Regions from separate parts of the Mus musculus genome. Here region 2 is linked to region 1. The links are chromatin loops, found by intact Hi-C in ENCODE. Cell type or tissue: left cerebral cortex. All regions are shown on one strand. Links, peaks and the distances in the headings refer to the core of each region. The heading gives the core; the rest is flanking DNA. Region 1 overlaps Epb41l1 (erythrocyte membrane protein band 4.1 like 1). Region 2 overlaps Gm14170 (a long non-coding RNA gene).

Region 1 (8,327 bases), core at 259-8,258:
TTTAGCAGAGTTCTCCCGCCCTGCCTCAGTCAGTGAGAATCACGATGCAGGGCCTGACGGTGACAAGCGGGAAGATGACGCCGAGTCAGGGGGACGCCGATCAGAGGCTGAAGAAGGAGAGGTCAGGACACCCACCAAGATCAAGGAGCTGAAGGTAAGAGTCTGCTGGGATGCCGTGTACTCTGAAGCCCCGGGATGATGGGAGGGTGGCTGGGGTCTAGATGCGGCTTTGGCCTCCCAAGTCCCAATTATATTCAGGCTCCCTTGCTGTGGGGCGCACCACGGACAGGACCTGGGCCTTGGACTGTCCTCCTGGGCAAGCAGAGTGGGTGGGGGTGGAGGTGGGCATGCTGACCCCTTTACCCCTTTTTGCCCAGTTTTCCTGGGTCTCGGGTGCTAACTTCCTAGGAGTCTCAGACTCCCTCTTACTAACTCCTGGTCTCCCTGTTAACTTCTGTCTGGCTCTGTGTCTCCTCTCCTCCACTGAGCATGACCAGGACACCAGAGACCTCCATGTGGACTCTTAATGTGTCCTTTCTAGCAGTCTCACCCTCACTGTGGACACCCACACCCCAGCATGTCTGTGTACATGTTCCCCTAGCCTTAGACTCAGGCACAGACATGATGACGGCGCATTCACATGCACAGGCTTGGCCACACGCAAGCTAGGTGTGGCTTCCTTGGCATTGCTGAGCAGTCCTTTTCTGCCATGTAGTTCTGTCATGTGAATACAGGTCCCCTAGACTCACCCTCACTGCTGGAAACAGCAGGAAACTGCAGACACATATCTGCCCGTGAGTGTGTCTCACCCACGAGGCCTCTAAGTTCCCTAGCCCTTCCTTTGCCTTCCTGAGATAGCTGCCTGCTTCCTGCCCCACAAGTTCCTCTGCCCACCCGTTACCTATGAGCAGTCTAGCAGCTCTCCTGGCCTGTACTACATGGTGGGACTGGGTGTGAGTGCACAGGGCTACTCTGCTGGATCAGGCTGGAGGTGGTGTCTCTAATCTGTTTGTCCTACTGACCCTGCTGGTTCCTTTCCCTCCCGCTATCCCACCAGCCGGAGCAGGAAACCACGCCACGACACAAGCAGGAGGTACTGCATGGACCTACCCCTCCCCCCATAGCCATCAGATTCCCATTCCATCTCCCTGGCTCAGGCCCCCTACCTTCAGCCTCATGTCTGCCCTCCTTCCACACCCTCTTCCGTTATCTTCCTTTCTGATCACTGCCCTCCCTGTTATGCTCATGTCTTCAAGTCCCAGGGCAGGTTCTAGTCCCATCCCTGTGCAGTACCTGCCACCCAATGTCCCTCGTCGCTTGGCCTGGTGATCTATGCTTGCCTCCCACCCCACTTGCATCCTCCACCAGTTCTCTGAGTCCATTTAGCTCCTCCCTCTACTCCCACCCTTCCTTAGCATCACCTCTGCCCCACACCCCCATCTTCTCTGTGTTCTTTGTATCCCCTGACAACCAGATGTGAGGGTGGGGCTCGGGTGCGGAAGGAGGAGCACCTGCTCGCTCAGACTCCAGCCCTACCGCCCTCCTGAGTGGGCTGCTGGTGCCTCCCTGGAAACCTCCTCTCCTTCTCTCTTCTCACCTTCCTGTTCTCTGCTTCTATCAACTTCGCCTTCCACCCCCACCTCTTGTTCCCTTTTGCAGCACCCAGATCTCTCTGGACCCTTCAGTACAAGAGAGACAATTTATCCTAGCTGAGAGCAGGCCATAGTCAGAGCCTGTCATGATACCCTGCCATCCGGGCTTCAGCCCGGCTCAACTACCAACTTTGGGTCTTAGAAAGACTTGGTGGGCCCTGATCGTCAGCTACACAATAGGGCAGGCATATTACCTGTGACTCCAGCAGTACCTGCCTTATTCTTGTGCCAGGCCTTGACTCTCAGCCTTTAAGCTCTAGGAATCCCAGGACCCAACAGTTGTACTATTGGGAGCACAACCCACCCCCAAGGCCAGCAGGCCCATTGGGATCATCTGCTATTCATTGCCACTCACCATTGAGGCCCGTACTCAAGCCCTGGGCAAAGTCCACTGAGTTTGACCTCTCCGACGGACACTGTCTGTGGCCAGCTTAGCCCGAGAGAGAGGGAGGGAGGGAGGGTGGGAGGGAGGGAGGGAGGGAGGGAGGGAGGGAGAGAGGGCCGAGGTCCAAGCAGGTGCCTGGGGGGGGGGTGGCAGAAGCCTCGGTTGGATTGGCTTTCTTCCTGAGAAGGTTTGAAAGCAACTATAGAGATTCTTAGATGCCAGAGCTGAGTCCAAGGGAAGATTCCAGCCTTACCCAAGAGCAAGATTATCTCCCAGGTGGCTCCTCTCAAATAGCCTTACAGATAGCCCCTAGGCTCCCCGCCCACTTCTCTCTGTCCCAGATGATGTCCCAAGCAGATGGCCAGCATGGGCAGCTGTCTGTGGCTCATCCTCCCAGGGCCCAAGCACACTGCTCCATCTGTAACACTGGCATGAACTCGTACACACCGGGCACTCCAGCTCTACCTGACTTCTTCGTGTGCTAGGCCTTGAAACTCACCTCTCTTCTTCCTAGTCTCAGGTTTCTCGCCCCCACAAAAGCTTCACTTCCACCCTAGCTTCCTGGTCTCTCTGACGGTGTCTGACTTCTCCTACTCTTAGAGAGTCAGTACTCAGAAGGCATCCGAAAGGTTCTGGGATAGAGAAGGCAGCAGCTCACGGCAGGCAGTGCTGCACGATCTTTCTCTGGTCCTGAGTAAGGGAACGGGGCCCAGTTTTCTAAGTGATCCAGCTTAGGCACTTTTTTCTCCCATGCCTCCATGGAGCCTGAGCGGTTGGATGGGGGCTCAAGGGAGCCCAGACTGAGCACACTATTAAGTGATCCTAGTCTTGACCAGAGGTAGGAGCCACGATTCAAGAGGGTTCCGGGAAGCCAGCGAGCCAGTGCGGCTCAGTGAACAGAGCAGGGACGTCTCACCTTGGAACACACAGCCTGCTGTGCCTGGATCATAAACAGGAAAGTCTGTGCCTGACTCTGTCTGTGCTCAGAACACAATGGGTGCTCACCGAGACTTGAGGGCTCCGTGGAGTTGAATGTTCTTGGGTAAGGGAGGCAGGGGAAGAGAGGGCACGACACCATCCAGTCACCCCATGCCCCTGGTCAGGACACCCCGTGGAGTTCATTGTCTTTGCTTCCTTGACTCCTGGGACTGTTATGAGGGGGACAGTGTAGGGAGGGGTAGTGGAGGGTGGTGATCCCAGTCTTCCTGTGTCTTCTGCCCACAGTAGGTCATCTTATACCTCTCCCTCTTCTCTCATGCCTAGTTCCTGGACAAGCCAGAGGATGTCTTGTTGAAGCACCAGGCCAGCATCAATGAACTCAAGAGGACCCTGAAGGAGCCCAACAGCAAACTGATCCACCGGGATCGAGACTGGGATCGGGAGCGCAGGCTGCCCTCGTCGCCTGCCTCCCCCTCCCCCAAGGGCACCCCGGAAAAAGCCAGTGAGGTAGGTACCATGCTGTGGCCCTTGATGGGACTGTGAGTAAAGAGACACAGAGTTGGGTGGGGCAGGGGCTAAGTACATATTTACATTTATCCTCCACACAAATAATGTGTCTCCTAGTTGCTTACAGACATGAGGGATGGGGAGGCAGGTTAGGCTGAGAAAGTCAAACCCACTAACCCCTGAGTCCCATGGACCATCTTAAAACATGAAAAACTCCAAAAAATGCATGGTAGCTTGTTTGTGTTCCCCTTCAGTCAAGCAAAGGAAACTGGGGAAAGGGTGCTTGCTAGAAACTCCGAGACCCCCTGTGGGACCCACTGAATCAGAGTTCCAGGGAACCAGCCTTTTAAACAAGTGCCCCAGGCAAGTCTCTTGCAAATTCAACTTTAAGAATCCTGGAAGCTCTACCCAGGAGCCAGACCCTTGGGGGCTTATGTGAGAGTGCAGGGAGAACACGGTCCCTCTTGGGAGGATCCTCAAGTCTCACCAAGGTGGTAAGTCCACTGCACAAACCCAACGCTCCTGAGACTGTCTCAGGACCCTGTGTGTCCTGCCTCCAGGGTGGAAATCAGGGGGCTATTTTCTTAATTGAGAAAGATGAAGACAGGCTTTGGGGAAATCCCATATCTATACCCCAAGTTATTGTATCGGCACTTGTGGAATCCTGGCAGGATTTACCCATTTCAATGTATTCGTCTTCTCGCTCAAGCTGCCGCTCACCGCTCACCAGATTGATCGTGTTCTAGACTTAAGCTCCTGGTTCCATTACCTGAGGGCTGAGGGCTCTGAGCTTGTTACTTAATCTCTCCAAGGCCCTGTTAGGTGAATAAGGATGTTTACAAAGGTCAGATGAAATAATGCCCGGAGAGGGACCGCATGGCCACTGTGTTGCCTGATATGGAAAACTTGGTCTTCCTTATGGAGTCCCAGGACTGTGCCTTGCAGAACTCCAAATCAAAGCTGGAAGGACGCTGGGAACCCTCTGTTTAAAGACTGCCTTTTACTGAGATCCAGAGAGACAAAGACCAACTCGGCACGAAAGATGCGTTTGCTGTGTTCCATGAGTCATTGTGCTTGCTTGTCTTTAATTCACAGCTGGCTTGAGGCAAGGCCAGATCGTGTGCAGAGCGGGCGAAGAGCCAGCTGTGTACCTGCTTTCTCTCCAGTGCTTTGAAAATTGGTGATGCAGTCATGATTTAGTTCATAGAGCGTTTGATTGAACTGGTACCCGCCATGGTCTGAGCTCACCAGATAACAGAGAGCTTTCTTGTGAGGCATAAAACTAACCCAGCTGGGATTCCATAGCTGCCAATATCAATATCACACAGTCAGGGTTGCTTTGGGGGCCTTGAAGCCTGATACTCTAGAAAGGAGGCAAGTTTCTGCACCTACTAGCAGAGGTGACAGACTTAAACATTATGACACCGTGTTGTCAAATATGCATGTCTTGATTGACATTTGTAGTTACCCAGGATGCACATGGTCCCCAGGCTGTAGATTAGACCAGCCCCTTTTCTGAGGGCTTCTGAGGTCCCAGCACAACCAAGACTCAGACTGGTGCACAGCACTCTCCTCTAGACCGCTCATTCCCTCGGGAAAGACTTGGACAGGGTGACTTCTAACATTCCTGAGACGGGCTAGGTCTTGGCCTGGATGCAACTGAAGTGTGATGGAGAAGCTACCCAAAGGGTGAGATGCCCGCAGAGAAAGAATGGGCAGAATGAATGTTGGTGAGCTAGGACCAGAGTTAAGGGGTGTGCCCCACCTGCTGGTGACAACTGGAACTGCTGACAGAGGGACCGGTTCCAGCCACCACCTCCTTAGCCCTGAAAACTGTAGTCGGTACTCATGAGGAGTACAGGAGCCCACCTTGGAGTTATGGACCATTTAGAGCTGGCTTTTAGGGCCTTGGCATTTATGGGTTCTTGAGGATTTGCAAAATAGGGAGGAGTCATAGACAAGAACTTCACTCTGTCCTCCGGTAGGTGATGTTACCTCTGTGAGTCTCGTTGCATAGGTGATCTTAAAGGGGACCAGAGTGTCATCCCATTGGGAGGTCATTGGCAAGGCTAACTGAACAATGAAGGTGGGAGTTCAGTGTCCCCTAAGAAGTGTTGACAGTTATGGGACACTGCTGAAGGTGACTGGATCCCTGGCCCAATATGGCTCTCTAGAGGACCCTGCAAGGACATGCCACCAGAACTCCCAGAGACATCTCTAAGCTTGCTGGGTCCCACCCAAGCCAAGGGGAAAAGCAGCAGGAACTTGAACTGTTCCCATTGGTCAAACCCAGGTAGTTTGAAAGCCAATTAAGGGGTGGTGGTGGTGGTGTGGATGTGTGTAGCACTGTGCACACCTCTGTGTGTGTAGGGGGGTAGTGGTGTGTGTGTGTGCATTACTAGGCACACCTCTGTGGGGGGGGCATCTTCCTTAGTCACTCTCTACCATTTTTAAAATCATCTTTATTTATGTGTGTGTTTATCTACAGTGTGTGTATGTATGTATGTTTGTGTGTGTATGTATATGTATGTGTTTATCTACAGTGTGTGTATGTATGTATGTTTGTGTGTGTATGTATATGTATGTGTTTATCTACAGTGTGTGTATGTGTGTATGTGTGTGTGTGTATGCATGCAGTGCATGTGTCTGTGTGGGGTATGTATGTATGTTTGTGTGTGTATGTGTATGTATGTATGTATGTGTGTGTGTGTATGTGTGCATGCATGTGTCTGTGTGGGGTATGTATGGCGGTCAGAGGACAACTTTGCAGAGTCTCTCCTTCGTCCCTGGGGCCCTGGGGATTGAACTTTGGCTTTCAGGCTTGGCAACAGCACTGTCACCCATTGAGCCATCTCACCAGCTCCTCTACTTTATTTTTTGAGATAAGCCTCTCATGGAACTCGGAGCTCACTGATTCAACTAGGCTGGCTGGCCAGTGAGCTCCGGGCATCTGCCTGGCACCTCCTCCCCAGAGCTGGGACCACACCTGGCTTTTTTTCATAGGTTCTGGGGATCTGAACCCAAATCCTCCTGCCTGTCTGAGGATTTTACTAATTATGGCATCTCCTCAGCTTCTCAAAGACAACTTTTAAAAAATATGACTGTGACCCCCACTATAAGTTCGAATCATAGCCTGAGCCATGACACCTCCGGCAGGCTTGAAGTCAGAGTCTAATGATGGTATTCTAAACTCCCTCAAGTGTTAGTGAGAATGGGGTTCTGGCCAGAAGGCACAGGATTGCCTTGCTGTTGTTATCTGTCTTTTCCCTCAGAATGGCTCCTTCCTGACTGACCCTATGAACTAACATGTTAATATGGGGCTTACAAAGCTGGACTATTTACAGACTATGTGTGTCTCTCCTGCTCGCTCTCTCTCTCTCTCTCTCTCTCTCTCTCTCTCTCTCTCTCTCTCTCTCTCTCTCTCTCTCTCCTTTTCCTCTGGCCTGGGCCTCCCCTGCAGGCCCAGAGGATCCACGACACTTCTCAGCAGGACTTGGTCCCTGGAACAGCAGCAGGCTTGGAAGTGTTCACTCAGAAAAGCCTCGCAGCGTCTCCTGAGGTTACTGTCTTCACTCTCCCACACCCCTTGCCCCTGGGCCTCCAGCCCATCCCTGTCTACCCTCCAGGATCTTAAGAAAACCCTTTCCCTGGGGTTGTGGGGAACAGGCCAGACTCTGCTGTGGAGAGGATAGCAAAGGTGGTCCACATTGTCCCTGTCTTATAAATGGCAAGTGTCCCCACCCCAGGGATCCACGAAGGGCCAGCCCCTCCCTCATCCATTATGTACCAGTAAGGACAGGATTGCTGCTACTCCCAGAAGACAGAAAAACTGGTTCCCTCTAGTTCCAAGGGGGCAAAGGCATGATCCTTTCCGGATGCAGGCTCTAACTAACATTAAGCTTGGGATTAGGTGTCTTGACCCTTGACCGTGACTTGCCCTGAGCTCTTGTCTGTGTTTAGAAGCCTGATTATAGTCTATGGGTTAGGGCACAGTCTCCTTCTTTTCTCTCCTTCCAGCCATCTAAACTCATCGGACATTGGCAAAAGTACATGTCTTCCTTCCAAAAGCATCCTTGAGTTTGTAGAGAGGCAAGCCTTCTAAGTGAGGAGGGCATTGCTTCTGGGTCCAGATGAGCACCAGGTCAAAGGCTCTTGGGGTTTTCTGTGGCCCTGTGTGGATGCTGGGTCTGGATCCCTACATCCCATAATCTGTTGGCCGTGGGAGTCTACTGATAGGAAAACATCCTTCATGTAGCCTCTGTGCCCCATCTGTCGGTGTGGCTTCTGAGGATATAGACGCTATTCCTCCCACAGAGAAAACTTCTGTAGCAGACGTGAGTTTGCTGTGAATGTAGGAAGGAGATGAGCAAGCTCCAGACAAGGGAGAATACAGCCTGCAACTCTCCCTGAAGTCTTCTTCATGTAAAAATAAAAACAAACCACTCAGTGTCGTCTCCTGAGAGCAGTGAGACAGTGAGGCAGCAGCATCCCAGCGTTAGGGACATGGTGTCGGGAGATGCTCTGGTGTCGGGAGATGCTCTTAGAAACAAGGACAGTAGGGTATAGGGGACTTTCGGGATAGCATTTGAAATGTATATAAAGAAAATATCTAATAAAAATAAAATAAGAAAAAAAAAAGAAACAAGGACAGTGCCTTGTGGGGTCTGAGCCAAGTGTGCACCTTTCTCCAGTGACCTGCCACATCAGCCTTACTGTCTCATCTACAGTCATCAGGACCTCCCTGCCTTCCTACCCCCTCCCCCACCCCCTCCTTCTGTCTTATCCCTCCTTCCACAGGGCCTTCCCATGTTGCCCTGGCTGGACTCAAATGCGTGGTCCTCCTG
Region 2 (8,327 bases), core at 311-8,310, 130 kb before region 1:
TTCCTTCCTTCCTTCCTTTCTTTTGTTTTTTTGGGTTTTTTTTTTTTTTTTTTGGTTTTTTGAGACAGGGTTTCTCTGTATAGCCCTGGCTGTCCTCACTCTGTAGACCAGGCTGGCCTCGAACTCAGAAATCCTCCTGCCTCTGCCTCCCAAGTGCTGGGATTAAAGGCGTGCGCCACCACTGCCCGGTGGAACATTTTCTTGATTGTTGGTATGAAGGTCTAGCCATGGTGTGTATTGCTGTCCCTGGGCCTGTGGGCTTGGGCTATATAAAAAGGCTATTTGATCGTGCTGAGCCTGGAAGCAGCGTTTCTCTATGATCTCTGCTTCAATTCCTGCCTTGGTTCTCGCCTTTGGTGTTCCTGGACGATGGCTGTAACCTCAAAGCCAAGGAAGCTCTATTTCCTCAAGCTGTTCACAGTCATGCTGCCAAACTAAGACAAGGATTTCACGGTCACTCGCTGCACAGTGACTTGGAGGACAGCCTGGCTTACATGAGACCCTGTCAATACAAAACATCAGCTTCCTGCAGAGCAGGCTGTGACCCACAGCGACCAGGTACCACTGTCTGGGGGCCTAGGGAACTGGGGTGCCTTACTAGGGGTCTCTTTGGGTTAACAGTTAGTGGCTCAGAAGTGGAGAGGCTGAAGCAAGAGGCTCACAAGTCTGAGGCTGCCTCATTCGTGGGATCTGAGCTTTTGGGGCAGATACTCTGAGGAAGCCAAGAGAAGGATGAGGAAGTCTGTGTTTTTCTCTAGTCAAGGGCTCTGTAGCCAATATACAGAGCCAGAGGATGCTTAAGCTTTGCAGGCCCTATGGTTCCTCTTACAGAGTCAGCTTTACCTCAGGGAGGAGACGTAGAAAATATGTAAACAAGAGACCATGGCCGGTAAAGACGAAGTAGGTGGTAATTTGGACCTGACCCACAGGCCATAGTTTGCTGCTTACCACAAACGTACCTGGGGCCCTTGAAGGTTCTTGAACAGATGTAACTTGGCTAGAGAAAGGAGGGGCTCCTAAGAACGGAGCATCCACAGTACAGCCATCTTGCTAAATATCAGTTTGTGGAATCCAGTGACACCCCCCACACACACTCCCTGCTGGCTTCTGCCAGCTCTTCCCCATTGGACTGCTGAGGTGATACATGTATAAGAAGGTAAAGTTTTTCTTCATCAGGACATTTGGGTCCTACTTCTTGGGTAGTGAGAGAAAAGCTTCCAGAATGTTCTTCCACACATTCTCTGCGGCAACAATCTGATGAGAAATGGTAGCACACAGCTAATCACCAAACTTAGGAGGCCTCACTGGACAATATAGAGACCCTGGCTCAAAAATCAAAATGAGGAAAGGATAGCCAGGGATAAGGGCAGGAGAGAAGAGGTTAAAGAGAGGAGAGAGACATGCAGGGCATGGGGTGGGGTGGGGTGGGGGTGGGGAGAAGCTAGACAAGGAAGGGGGTAAGCTAGACAAGGAAGGGCATCCTGGGGTAAGGTTAAGGCCCTGAGTGAGGAGAAGCCATAGGTGGGCTTCAGAAACTCACAGAGTGGAATACAGTTCTCCGAGTCCCCAGAGCAGTCACAGGGATTTAGAGAGAAGAAATCTGCAGAGGTAGGCGTCCTCTCCACAGCCAGCAGGGAGCTCCCGTGTGGCTACTCCTATGAACTCAGTGACCAAGCATGCATGGCTGGGTCAGTGTGAGCCTTCTGCTCTCCCGCACCATCCTAAGATCAAACACAACGGAAGTGCTTGCTGCACTGCAGAGGTGGTTAGTACCATTTAACAAGGAGCCCTATCAACCAGGGACGGCTTCCCTCGATAACGGGACCAGACCTCAGAGCTGAGCCTGACAAGCATCTGCAATAAGAGCCATCAGCAAATGATTTGCGGGGCAGGGGGCCAAGCTGGTATCTCAGCACATCCTACAGTCTTCTCTAATGACCTGGCTGATGTCAACATTAAGGAGCAGCCTGGCAGGTGGAGGTCAGAGGGTCACTCACCCGTTGGCAGACAAGGGGAGAGGGTACTGCCTAAAACATTGGTGGGGAAGGGGGTGGGCCAGTCAGGGTAGGACAACTTCTGAGCTTCTGAGCTGAGGGATACAGAAAGGATCAGTTCCCAAGCCTCTGCCTCCCTACCCCCAGCCCTTACCTGAAGCAATGCCGATCCGGGGTCAGCATCACTCAGGAGAGTTCGTTCAGAAGGTAGATATGATTCCCCATGGCACAAGTGTTAGCAAAAGAGGATGGCTTCACATTGCAGAGGCCTGACAGACGCAGACCCGAGCACAGGTCTGAAGTTCCAGGAAGCCTACAGTTCTGTTTCTGAGAAAAGGGAAGGTGCTGGGCCAGGTGGAATATCACCGTACCTGAAGAGGCTCACAGGTCTGAGGCTGCCCCGAGACGCTGTCTCAAAAATAAATAAAAGACAAACTGCAGGAGAAGGTTCTGGGCTCAGGCATGAGTGTGTGTGGTACCGTGCAGAGGTGTTCTGGTCGGATTCCCACTATAATGAAACATCCCAGGTTGAATTAGAACAAAAAGTCTTTTATTTTGTTCATGGTATTCAAAGCTGAAAGTCGCAGTAGCATGCTGTCAGCCCTATTGACGGTCCTCTGTGGCTGCTCACATGACAGCTAACATTGTCACAGTGGGAATCTAAGAGGGAGGTCACACAGTGAGACAGGCCAGGCCAGACTTGGCCTTTTATGATATTTGGTCTTGAAAGAACAACCAGGCCTCATGAAAGCTACCCTAGTGCCAAGTGTGGTAGCATACACTTTTAACCCAGCCCTGGGGAGGCAGAGGCAGGTGGATTGTTGTGAGTTCCAGGCCAGCCAGGGCTATACTGTGAGACCGATCCACCTTAATCTCTTGAGGGTAGAATCTGCCCACATAATCCAAGGGCCTCCCACCTCTTGATTATTTTGGGACAGGGCAGCCTGGGCTGGAAACTCACTGTGAACCAAGGATGCCCTTCAATTCTGCTCTTCTTGCCTTCACTTGAGTGCTGGGACTACGGGCCTGTGCCGACATGCTTAGTTGTATGCGATGCTAGTGACCTGACCTGGGGCTGTGGGCTAGGCAAGCACCCTACCGCTGAGCTACACCCCCATTCCATAGGTCCCACTTGGCTCTTACCATTGCCACACTAGGGCGGGGCTTCTAACACATGAGCCCATGGGGACTCAGGCTAAACCAGAGCACAAGGCTGACACTTGTTTTTAAATTATAGCCTATTAACCAGGAGGCATTATTCAATTTGTTAGAGAGAGAGAGCCTGAGGCCCAGGAAGGCAAAAGCTTTGTCTCACCCCGCTTGCCTGTTGCGTGGCTGATCCAGGCAGCCTGTGTGCGTGCCTTTCCACATGCTGCCCACTCCTGGTTAGTCACTTCGGAGTGTGTGCACTGCTACGCCACTGTTACTCATCTCTCCCCAGCGAGCCACCTGTTTTGTGGAGAGAAATTCTGTGTACCCAAGCCTCGAGACTGCACGAGACAGAACACACTCGCCCTCCGCCATGATCTCCCATATGTAAGTAGGCACACCCAGCCAAAAATAGAGCCCCCTGGCAGTCAAAGCTTCCACTGTTTGGAGGAAATGGGAAAACCCACTGGAGAAACAAACAGAGGGAGTGTTGCCAGTGTTTATTATAGGAAGAGTCTTAAGAGCCCGCTTGGAGTTGGAAGCAAACACATTTGGTACCGCTCTAGTCCTCATTGTGAGGGGAGGGGTAATCTCACCTTCCGGTCCTGGGAACCTGGGGGCACCTGTGAGGCGGGGAGCTTTGGGACAGCCCAGGTCACTTTGCCCTGGTGCACCTTGTTGCCACGTCTTTAACAAGGAACTTAGTTGCAGGCCTGTCACTGGGACTATAGGATGATCACAGTTTCTAGTGGCCAAGGAGTGGGAACAAAGCTGGAAGAGTGAGGTATTCATAGGTGCTACAGAGTTGTGACCATTGGGAATCAACATGGGAGAAGGAGAGAGCTGGGGGCAGCGAGAGGAGACAGCACTATGGGACCTTTCCTTTCTAGGGCTCATTACTCTCCCCTGTCAAGGCGGACCCCTGTCTCATGTCCTACTTTGTATTCTGTTGCTAGGAGGAAACCCTCTGCTCAAAACCAAGTTGAAAAGGGTTCATTTTAGCTTCCTGGCCATCGTCAAGGGAAGCCAGGGCCAGAGCTGGGGGTAAGAAGTAAAGCAGGGGCTGTGGAGGAACACTGCTTACTGGATTGCTCAGCTTGCTTTTGTATATAACTGGGAGCAGGAGTGACACCGCCCACAGTGGGCAGGGCCTCCTACATCAATCAAGAACACCCCACAGAATTGCTACAGGACGACTGAGGGAGGCAATTCTTCAGATGAAGCGTCCTTTTCTCAGGCGACTCTACTTTGTGTCAAGTTGACAGCTGAGGCTAACCATGACATTTTCTTGGCCCCACTTATGTTCTTACCTACCCCCTTCCCCCCACACAAATCAAGATGAGAGCAGCCTGAGAATGAAGTGGCCTGAGGGCTAGAGACTAGAATTGTTTCTTGATTTAACTGTTTCCCATTGTCTTGTGTTATGTAATCCAATCTCCTTTTCTTGGGGATTAATACATTCCTTGACCTATTTTTAAGTTACATAGAAAAAGACACCATATTTTGAGAAAATAGAACTAAATGGGTGACTGAAAAGATGGCTCAGTGGCTAACACAATTACGGCTAACAGTCCCTAGAACTGACTGCACTAAGAGGCCATGGCTGCCTCTCTCCAGTTGCAGCCTGGGAAGGCAGACACTGCTAATCCCCATATGGGGGAGCTCTGGGTTTGATTGAGAAATTCCCGCCTCAGTGAGCTAAGAGGACAATGGAACATGATTCCAGTATCAGCCTTGGGCCTCTGCATGCCCTGCACAGCCTGTACATGCCATGCAGAGATACATGCATGCAGACACATGCATGCAGCACATCTTGCACGCATACTTCATACATACATATATTTACAACAGAGAGAATGACGGGAAAAGAGAAAATAACAACTGGCAAACCTGGGTGCGAGGTGTTCAGGAGTTCTTTGAACCAGCTCAAAGGTTATTTTAAATTATAAATGGAGGCCGGGCGTGGTGGTGCATGCCTTTAATCCCAGCACTCAGGAGGCAGAGGCAGTTGGATTTCTGAGTTCGAGGCCAGCCTGGTCTACAAAGTGAGTTCCAGGACAGTCAGGGCTATATAGAGAAACCCTGTCTCGAAAAACCAAAAAAAAAAAAAAAAAAAAAACCAAAAAAATTATAAATGGAAACCACATAAAACTCATAGTCTTAACTGTATGTATTTAAAATAAGGTCTTACCGTGTAGTTCAGTGACCTCTGACTCAAGGTCCTCCTGCCTCAGCCTCCCTTGTACTAGGATCACAGGCATGGGTCACTACACCCAGTGTCAACTTAACTATTTTAAGTGTACACTGGCAGTAAGTACACTCAATCACTTCAAAAACAAAACAAAAGCAAAAACAATAAAAAACAAAAACAAATAGACAAAAACAAAATAAAACCCAAACACCAAAACACTCTAATGGTGACTACACACCATTATATAATTGTCCAGTCCCACAGGCTGGGATGTACAGTACAATGGCCACTCCTAACATAAGGCATGGACTCTGGTGTGGATAATTTATCCTCTATAAAACTGTCCCATCTGGTGAGGGATGCTGATGGTAGGGTATGGTGGTTTGAGTGAAAATGGCCCCCACAGGCTCATAGAGAGTGGCACTATTGGGAGATGTGGGCTTGTTGGAGAAAGCATGTCATTGGGAGGTAGGCTTTGGGTCCATTGGCACTCTCTCTTCCTGCTCCTACTCCAGCACAATATCTGCCTGTGTGCCACCATGGGTTCCCATCATGCCTATAGTGGACTATAGCTCTGAAACAACAAGCCAGCCCCAGTTAAACATTTTCCTTTTTAAGACTTGCCGTGGCCATGGTGTCTCTCCGTCTTCACAGCAATGAAACCCTTACTAAGAAGTTGGTACCAGGAGTGGGGTATCGCTGGGATAGACCTGACTCTACTTTTGTTTGGAGGAATGTGGACTTTGGGATTTTGGATTAGAAAAGTAATCAAATGCTTTAAGCAGGCCTTAATGGGTCACACTAGTAGGAACATAGAAGACAGTGGTGCGGAGGTTGATTTGAACTGTGTAGGACTGGCTCAAGAGGTTTTAGAGGAGAATAATTTTAGTATGTGGCCTAGACTATTCTTCTTTTGGCAAAGAATGTGTCTGCTTTCTGCCCTTGTCTCCTCCCCAAAAATCTGCCTGAAGTTAAATTGAAGAGTTATTAACAGCTTCAGTAGAGATTTCAAAACAGCCTAGTCTTGACTGTGTTGTATGGTTATTAGTAGTAGATCTAAAATGAAAAGGAGCAAGATAAGCAAGGAAAAATACAAAATGTACAGTTTGTAGATAAAAGTGAAAGTGCTAAGTGGGATAAAGGGAGTGGTGACCTCAGAGCCAGACCCCACCCAACATATGACAAGGAATTAAAGAAAAGCTTAGGGCTGAGTCCTGTGGTTTGGACCTTTAATCTCAGCACTCCAGAGGCAGAGGTAGGCAGTTTGAGGCCAGTCTGGTCTGCAGAGTGAGTTTCAGGAGAGCCAACTATAGACAGGGAAGGAAACCATTAAAAACAAAAAACTGACCCGGGTGTGGTGGCGCACGGCTTTAATCCCAGCACTTGGGAGGCAGAGGCAGGCGAATTTCTGAGTTCGAGGTCAGCCTGGTCTACAGAGTGAGTTCCAGGACAGCCAGGGCTGCAGAGAAACCCTGTCTTGAAAAAAACAAAAATCAAAAAACAAAAAAACAAGCAAAAAACCCAAACAAACAAAAAAGCTGGTGCAGAACTTATTATATATATAAATTGAACAAGGGAGCTAAGGGAGCTATGTCAGGCCCCAGCAAGCAGCAGAACTTGGCAGCTTTGGCCCTGTGGTTCTGGCTTTAGAGTCAAGGATAGAAGAAAGGGGTTCCGGAATCCCCCTCCATGACTAAGGAAAAACTCTGAGGTCAGGAGTGTGTTGGGGGTGCCTGTGCATGGAAGCCTAGTGAGGCCATTGTGTAGAGCCTCAGAGGTGAAGCCTGGATTGTATGGGAGACCCAAAGAGGTGGGAGATGCCAGAATCGTGGGACACCTGCTGAGGAAAGCTGCTAACAGGGAGTGACACCAGCCCAAGGGAGAAGCGTGCTGCAGTCAGCCAAGCTGAAAGGAATCAGAGATCTGAAGAGCCTTTTGACATCAGACATGGAGATGCAGAGCTTGGAGTTTGTCTCGCTGGCTTTTTGTCTTGCTTTGATCCAGTATTTCCTCACTGTCCTGCCTTCCCTCCATTTTGGAATAGTAATGTATAGCCTGTGCCATTATATGTTGGAAGTATGTACTTTTTGATTTTGATTTTATATAGGGCGTTACAGTCAAGAGATTGTGTCAGTCTCAGAAGAAACTTGGGGTTTTTAAATGGTGTTAAGACTGATAGACTATGGGGAATCTTGAAGTTAGACTGAATGCTTTTTGCACTATGATATGGCTACAGGTCTATCTGGGCTAGGGAGGAGAATGTGGTGGTTTGAAAGAAATGGCCCTGCAGGCTCAAAGGGAGTGGCACTATTGGGAGGTGTGTCTTTGTTGGAGGAGGGGTTTCAGAAGCCCAGACCAAGCTGAGTGGCCTGCTTTCCTCCTTGCTGGCTGTAGATCTAGTTGTAGAACTCTGAGCTCCTTCAGCACCTTTGTCTACCTGTATGCTCCCACGATGATGATAATGGACTAAACTTTTGAGACAGTAAGCCAGCCCCAATTAAATACTTTACAAGAGTTGCCATGGCCACAGTATGCTGTTCACAGCAATAAAACCATAGCTAAGATATGGGGGAAGCCAGATACAGGCAAGGGCAAGGAGAGCATGGCAAATCTCTATACCTTCCACTCAGTTTTGCTGTGAACTAAAACTGTTTTTGTTTTTTTACTTTTTTAAGCATTTGGTAACTGTGGCCTCAATATCTAAATAAATAAGTCAGACCTGTAGTTATAATATAAAAATGTTGCTAGGCGGAGGTGGTATCACACACCTTTAATCCCAGCACTTGGGAGGCAGAGGCAGGTGGATTTCTGAGTTCAAGGCCAGCCTGGTCTACAGAGTGAGTTTCAGGACAGCCAGGGCTACACAGAGAAACCCTGTCTTGAAAAAACAAAACCTAAAAAATCTATAGACAAAAATAGATTTTTGTGTGTGTGTGTGGCAAGACTTGTTCTGAGGCCTAGAGAGCCTAGAGGTTAAGAGCCCTTGATGCTTC

The links. Peaks named below come from ENCODE experiments on the same cell type or tissue, not always from the same donor. Only the 100,000 strongest peaks of a DNase experiment are listed, where the experiment ranks them.
Region 2: it touches region 1 in a loop (2.3-fold over the local background); 4 of 42 quality-filtered maps call a loop at or near these places.

Annotation. Positions count from the first base shown.
Region 1 is chr2:156,510,728-156,519,054 of GRCm38, forward strand. Epb41l1 (erythrocyte membrane protein band 4.1 like 1) reads left to right here. Exons shown (of 25, transcript NM_001368800.1): 13 at 9-154; 14 at 1,058-1,093; 15 at 3,301-3,483. Among named protein-coding and RNA genes, the nearest start is that of Gm33977, 16 kb to the left of the region's middle. In left cerebral cortex, for the core only: a CTCF peak has its summit at 5,250; DNase peaks (open chromatin) are centred at 4,620, 5,242 and 7,773; H3K27ac peaks cover 1,148 bases.
Region 2 is chr2:156,376,716-156,385,042 of GRCm38, forward strand. It overlaps Gm14170 (a long non-coding RNA gene), which reads right to left. Exons shown (of 5, transcript XR_003954079.1): 3 at 3,310-3,443; 4 at 2,149-2,502; 5 at 1,430-1,721. Among named protein-coding and RNA genes, the nearest start is that of Norad, 12 kb to the right of the region's middle. In left cerebral cortex, for the core only: a CTCF peak has its summit at 4,779; DNase peaks (open chromatin) are centred at 3,434 and 4,814.